Linked DNA regions of Homo sapiens: region 1 is linked to region 2. Evidence: chromatin contacts called from ENCODE Hi-C or POLR2A ChIA-PET data. All regions are on one chromosome and are shown on one strand. Each heading gives the region's core, a stretch centred on a gene start or an enhancer-like site at or near the end of the contact. The rest is flanking DNA. Distances are from core to core; before and after follow the strand shown.

Region 1 (3,394 bases), core at 649-3,148, 37 kb after region 2:
TTCCAGGGTGCTCTATACTTCCTAGGGAAGAAGAAGCCCCTGAGTGCCTGAGACATGACTCTTAGCCCTGGATGCTCAGGAGAAACTCCCTGGGGAGCTTCAGAAAAATACAGATGCTGGGGCCACCATCTAGAGACTCAGGCTCAGCTGGTCTGAAGCAGGACCCTTGGGGATCTGTATTCAAAAGGAAAACTCGGCCAGGTGCCTGGCTCATGCCTGTAATCCCAGCGCTTTGGGAGGCCAAGGCGGGAAGATTGCTTGAGCCAGGAGTTCAAGATCAGCCTGGGCAACGTGACGAGACCCCATCTCTACAAAAAATAGAAAAATTAGCTGGGTGTGATGGCATGCTCCTCTAGTTCCAGCTACTTGGGAGACCAAGGTGGAGGACTGCTTGAGCCTGGGAGGTTGAAGCTGCAGCGAGCTGTGATTGCACCACTGCACTCCAGCGTGGGTGACACAGCAAAACTCTGTCTAACATAAAAGGAAAACTCCCCAGGTGATTCTTATGGCACCTGGCCTGGGAGGCATAACCATATATTACTGGATGCTGCCTGAATTACCTGAGGAGAGACATGTGTATATGTGTACATCATGGATAAAGTAAGTGAATGAATGAACAAATGAGTGTAGAGTCCCCCAAGCTCTGTCATCCACGCACCACTTGAGTGATGTTTCCACATCTTTTTACTTCTTATGTTATTATTCCTCTAATTATCTAAAACCACCCCCACCTCATTGTACTCAAATAATTCTATGTATTATTACTGTCAATTGATAACACCAGCGATGCTGGTTATAAGTAGATTACTTAAGAAATACAGGCAAAGGAAATCAAACAGTGTCATCAAGTTCCCACTAAATAAATGCCGCTTTCACTGCAGGTTTTTGGGCTAGAAGTGGCCTTACTCTCTCTTTGCTAAAAAGCGTGATTAGCAAGTGTCGCGGAAGTGTTAAAGACAGGCTGGCACCTCATGGAGACCTTCTCCTGGCTGGAATCACTTTTCTTCCGTGAGTCAGTGCTATTTAATGTCCATTCTCTGGACTGTGTGCCTCCCACACTCATCAATGCAGAGCTAGGGAATGAGGGTGTGTGAGGCAGGAGCCAGGTGGGTGCAGGGTTGTGGGTCTGCATGGGTGAGGGCCTGTTTCTTGAGCGGCCTTTGCTGGTCACTGGCATTTGCCCTGTGGGTGCTGGGGTAACTTGAGTCTAGGGCATCCCTTGCCCCACAGCAGCCCCAGAACCTCAGGAGGACCCAAGAGGCTTTTATCTCCAGGGTCACTGAGCTGGGATGGTCCCTGCCAAGGTCGTGGTGTTGGCTGGGCACAGATCCCAGAGGGCACAGGCCTGGAAGTTGGGAATTGGGAGGGAGAGGGAGCTTCTCCTGCCGGACCCAAGTCCTTGCAGGATGAGTGCCAGCGTCTTGGCTCCTTGAATCACTCATAGGGAGGCCAGTGGCCTGGGTGCTGGTTTCCCTGGCCTGCTTCAACCTGCTGTGTGACCTTGGATGAGTCCCTTGGCCTTTCTGAGCTTCCTTCCAGGCATCTGTTGAATTCATTTGGAAAGTACTCCTCTGACACCTGCTGTGGGCCAGGCTCTGTGCTGGGGGCTACAGGGAACCCTGCAGCTGAGATCCCTTCTCTCTTGGGGTCTGTGGGCTGGAGGGAGAGGCAGACCTGGCAGGAGGGAGAAAGAAGACCAGGATGCTTTGAAGAAAATGGGGGATGAACTTTAGCTGAGCTTCGGCTTGTGCTTTTCTGAGTGCACCTTAACAAATTATCACAATCTGGGTGGTTTCAAAACAACAGCACTGTGTTTTCCGACTTTCTTGAGGCTAATAGTGTCCTCAGAGCCACACTGCTTCAAAGGCTGTAAAAGAGAATCCCTCCTTTCTTCTTCAGCTTCCAGTGGCTTCCGGCAATTGTTGGCGTTTTTTGGCTTCTAGCTGTATGTCTGTGTGTTCTTTTTTTATAAGGACACTAGTCATTGGATTAGGGTCCACCCTAATGCAGAGTGACCTCATTCAGACCTAACTAATTACATCTACAAGGACCCTATTTCCAAAGAAGGTCGCATTCTGAGATTACAGGTGGACCTGAATTTTGGGGAGACAGTTTTTCTCCCATTACACTGAAGAAGGGCCATTAAAGCTCAGACTTAAAGGATGTGTGTATGGTGGGGGGGCGGGGGTGGTTCAAGGTGCGGTTGTTTGAAGCAGAGGGAACAGCTTGCGCTAGGGCTTTCTGGCAGGAGTGCGGCACAGAGGCCTGTGTGACTGTGCGGTGGGGGCTGAAGCTGGGGGTCTGGGGGCCTGGGGTATGGGGCCATGGAAAGGTGTTTGGAATTTTTTTTTTTTTTTTTTTTTGAGACAGAGTTTCACTCTTGTTGCCCAGGCTGGAGTGCAATGGTGCGATCTCGGCTCACCACAACCTCCGCCTCCTGGATTCAAGCAATTCTCCTGCCTCAGCCTCCCAAGTAGCTGGGATTACAGGCATGCACCACCACGCCCAGCTAACTTTGTGTTTTTAGTAGAGATGGGGTGTCTCCATGTTGGTCAGGCTGGTCTCGAACTCCCGACCTCAGGTGATCTGCCCGCCTCGGCCTCCCAAAGTGCTAGGATTACAGGTGTGAGCAACCGCGCCTGGCCGGTGTTTGGATTTAACTCTAAATGCCTCTCAGGGGCTTAAGCAGGGACATTATGTGGTTGCATTCCCTTTTGGAAGAAAGTCACTTAATTAGGAAGGGGCATGACAGTGACTGAGGGTACATGCCTTAAGGGTTACCCCCAAGCACACTGACATCCCTCCAGTGTTCTAAGCCTCAAATCCTTTGCAGATAGGTAGGGCAGTACTTTTATCTCTTGAGGAAATGCAGGCCCAGAGAGGTTAAGCAGTTTTCTTAGGGTCACACAGCTAGGGGAAAGAAAGCTCAAGGCCTCAGCTAACATCTTCAGTCTTGTAAGTTCTCAACACACCTGGAGGCAAAGGACCATCCTCAAATATAGCTGGGTGTCCAGGGCACGGGAAATAGCCCAGGACAGGGAGCACTGATTTTACACCTGTTGGTGAAGGTAATGCATCATCTGCCCAGTCAAGAGACGGTTTAGCTACTGGGCAAGGGATGAGGCAGCTTCAGCAACTTAATAAGCGTGGAATTAATTCCCTTATATGTGTGAGCTGCTGTGAGTCTTCCCATTCAGGACAAAGCTCAGGAGCAGAGGAGAAAAAGCAGGTAAAACTTTGGGAGGCCGAGGTGGGCGGATCATGAGGTCGGGAGATTGAGACCATCCTGGTCAACATGGTGAAACCCCATCTCTACTAAAAATGCAAAAAAATTAGATGGGCTTGGCGGCATGTGCCTGCAACCCCAGCTACTCGGGAAGCTGAGGCAGGAGAA
Region 2 (3,466 bases), core at 842-3,341:
GAGTGCAGTGGCACAATCACAGCTCACTGCAGTCTCAACCTCCTGGGGCTCAAGCAATCCTCCCACCTCAGCCTCCCAAGTAGCTGGGGCTACAGGCATGCACCAACATGCCTGGCTATTTATTTATTTATTTATTTATTTATTTATTTATTTTGGTAGAGATGAGGTGAGGTCTCTCTATGTTGCCCAGACTGGTCTTTTTTTGTTTTGTTTTGTTTTTGTTTTTGAGACCGAGTCTTGCTGTGTCGCCAGGCTGGAGTACAATGGCGCGATCTCGGCTCACCCCAACCTCTGCCTCTCGGGTTCAAGCAATTCTCCTGCCTCAGCCTCCTGAGTAGCTGGGACTACAGATGCGCACCACCACGCCCAGCTAATTTTTGTATTTTTAGTAGAGACGGGATTTCACCACGTTGGCTAGGCTGGTGTCGATCTCTTGACCTTGTGATCTGCCCGCCTTGGCCTCCCAAAGTGCTGGGATTACAGGTGTGAGCCACCGCGCCTGGCCGCCTAGGCTGGTCTTGAACTCCTGGCTTCAAGAGATCCTCCTGCTTTAGTCTCCCAAAGTTTGGGGATTATAGGCATGAGCCACCGTGCCTAGCCTGGCTTTTCACTTGTGAGTGTGGTAGGGAGTCTATGGCTGGTCTTTAGCAGGGGTATGACATGAACCATCCTAGGTTTTCAAAAGACCACTCTGGCTCCTGGGTGGAGAACAGGCAGAAGGGAAGCAGAGGGAGAAGTCTTCAGAAGATGACTCGTCAGTCAGACAAGAGACAAAGGTGGATGTGGATGGACGTGGAGGTGGGGTTAGGGGAGGAGGACAAAGAGTGGTCAGATTCTGGATTGATTTTGAAGGGCAAAGGTCAAGCTGATCAGATTTGCTAATAGAATAGGCCTGGGGTGTGAGGGAAGGTGAACAGGCAAGGATGCCTCTAGGGCTTTTGACCTGGGACGAAGAACCTGCAGAAGGAACATGTTTACTAGGGCAGCCGGAGGTGTCTGAGTGTGAGGTTGCGTAAGCAAAGCTTGAGATGTGTATCTTCCCCAACCCATCAATCGATATATACAGGCTTGAGTACAGACACAGCTCCACACCATGAAAAAGCCTGGGGTGACACTGGGGACAAGCACAGAGGAAGGGCACCCAGTCCAGCCTGGGGGGTGCAGGCCATGTCCAGGCTGAGATGCACAGATGGGCAAACTGGGTCTGGGAAGGACTTTTATCTCTTATCACATTCTCCCGGCTATGCAGCCAGGTAAGTCCAATTTCTGGATCTATTCCAGCATCTGTCACAGATTGGCTGTGCCACCTAGGACAAATTATGTAACGGCTCTGAGCCTCAGGTTCCCCATCTACAAAAGGAAGGTCTGTGGGACTTAACCCTTTGATGCATTCCTTTGAAGATATGATTTAAAACTATGGATGTTGGCCAGGTGTGGTGGCTCACACCTATAATCCCAGCACTTTGCAAGGCCAAGGCGGGAGGATCACGTGAGGTCAGGAGTTCGAGACCAGCCTGGCCAATATGGCAAAACCCTGTCTCTACTAAAAATACAAAACTTAGCTGGGCATGGTGGCGGGTGCCTGTAATCCCAGCTATTCGGGAGGCTGAGGCAAGAGAATCACTTGAACCCGGAAGGCGGAGGTTGCAGTGAGCCGAGATCACACCACTGCACTCCAGCCTGGGCGACAGAGCAAGACTGTCTCAAAAAAAGAAAAACAAAAAAACAAAACCCCAGAAAACAAAACTATGGATGTTTCCACGTGCACTCTCACATAAGCAAGCATGCACACATGAGCGCACATGCACCCACCCACCCACCCACACACACACACACACACAATTGTATGTCATTTCAGAGGCTCATGGGCCCCCTGAAGCCTGTAACAGCCCCTGAACGTGCTTTGTGCTATCCCAGTTTCCTTCCCTCCTCACTCCTCACCTCAGGTCACTTGTCCCTCCAGACTCACCACACTTTAGGTCAAGACCCTCCAGCGTGGCCACCTCTGCTCAGGCTCCGGCTTTGGATCCACGTCTGTGACCTTATACAATTCTCCTCTCCTTTGAAGGAATAATTTAGCTTGTAGAACAATGCAAGGGCATGCTTGATGAACTGGTCTGAGGGTGTGTCTGTGTGTGTGTGTGTGGTTTTTCCTTCCCACTTCCTTAAATAAAAGCTTTCACTCCAGGCTGCTGGGTGGGCTGAGCAAAGAGGGGAAAGCCATCTCCAGGTGGGGACAAGGGGAGAGTATAGTGTTTTCTGGGTAGGGCAAGGCACCAATAGGGATTAACTGATCTATGATTAAACGCCAGGTGTAGGAAACCACAGATAGAATCTCAGGAGGAGAAATGGGATTGGGAGTTTAGAAGTGGCTGCCACTGTGTTCTCTACCTTTCTGCCCTCATAATTCCAGCCCAGGCAACTGATATGCATATTTCTGTGTATTTCTCATAGGATCTTCCCTGTGAGCTGTGGACGTCTCAAAGTCAGGCACTGTGTCTTAAATATCTTTATCCTTACCACAAAACTTGGCACAGAGTAGGTGCTGGTATTCTTTTTTTTTTTTTTTTGAGACAGAGTCTCACTGTGTCGCCCAGGCTGGAGTGCAGTGGTGCGATCTCGGCTCACTGCAAGCTCTGTCTCCTGGGTTCACGCCATTCTCCTGCCTCAGCCTCCTGAGTAGCTGTGACTACAGGCTCCTGCCACCATGCCCAGCTAATTTTTTGTATTTTTTTTTTTTTTTTTTTTTTTAGTAGAGACAGGGTTTCACCTTGTTGGCCAAGATGATCTCGATCTCCTGACCTTGTGATCTGCCCACCTCGGCCTCCCAAAGTGGTGGGATTACAAGCGTGAGCCACCGCGCCTGGCCTGGTATTCTTTTGCTATAAGTGATGGAAGCACCACTCAAATAGACATGAGAAATGTATTGGTTCACGTAACTGAAAATTCTCTGGGATGGGCTTCAGGCATAGTGGGATCCAGGTAAATAAGCAATGTCTTCAGAACCCCTCTCTCTCTCCAGCTCTCAGTTCTGTTTTCTGCTCAGTTGGCTTCACTCTCTAGGTGGATTCCCTCTAACAATATTGCCCTTTGGTGGCTCCAGGCTGACATTCCGAGACTCAGCAACCCCAGAGAAAAGAAAGCTTCTCTTTGCACACTATTGCAGCAAGTGCTGTGATTAACACTCAATGGACAAACTTGGGTCCCATGCCTACCACGAATCAATCACTGTGGCCAGGCAAATGGGATGCTCTGATTGGCCAGACCTACATCCTGTGTCCTAGGGTTGGGGGTTAAGGTTTGGAAAGTGAGGATCAAGTAAGGGTGTCGCGAGGCTTACCGCCCTTGAAACGACATGGACTGAGTGTAGCGGGTGGGATTCTTCCCTGGAGGAAAACGGAGATGCTGTTGGCAGAGGGGAGATGGCTGCTAGGAAGGTGAGAACAAAAGACATCGTCTCGGTGCA

The links. A loop is a pair of places that touch in the nucleus more often than their neighbours do. ChIA-PET counts read pairs that join two places held with the same protein, here RNA polymerase II (POLR2A). Pooled maps may share reads with other maps.
Region 1: a map of posterior vena cava shows a loop between it and region 2 (20-fold over the local background). The contact joins the enhancer-like site here to the promoter of LHFPL7 in region 2. A Hi-C loop is called at or near these places in 20 of 168 maps with a recorded cell type or tissue (Calu3, HCT116, MCF 10A and 15 more) and 14 of 50 pooled maps. POLR2A ChIA-PET finds 5 or more read pairs at or near these places in 12 of 52 experiments (CD4-positive, alpha-beta T cell, Caco-2, H1 and 8 more).

Annotation. Positions count from the first base shown.
Region 1 is chr22:24,981,433-24,984,826 of GRCh38, forward strand. All of the region lies in intron 1 of KIAA1671, which reads left to right. Among named protein-coding and RNA genes, the nearest start is that of KIAA1671, 30 kb to the left of the region's middle. Within about 2 kb of position 1,899, at least 3 of the 41 ENCODE cell types and tissues checked have a DNase peak (open chromatin) inside an H3K27ac peak, as active enhancers do; they include endothelial cell of umbilical vein, where a contact is called at or near this core.
Region 2 is chr22:24,944,603-24,948,068 of GRCh38, forward strand. It overlaps LHFPL7 (LHFPL tetraspan subfamily member 7), which reads right to left and starts at 2,092. Exons shown (of 4, transcript NM_001388199.1): 1 at 1,970-2,092.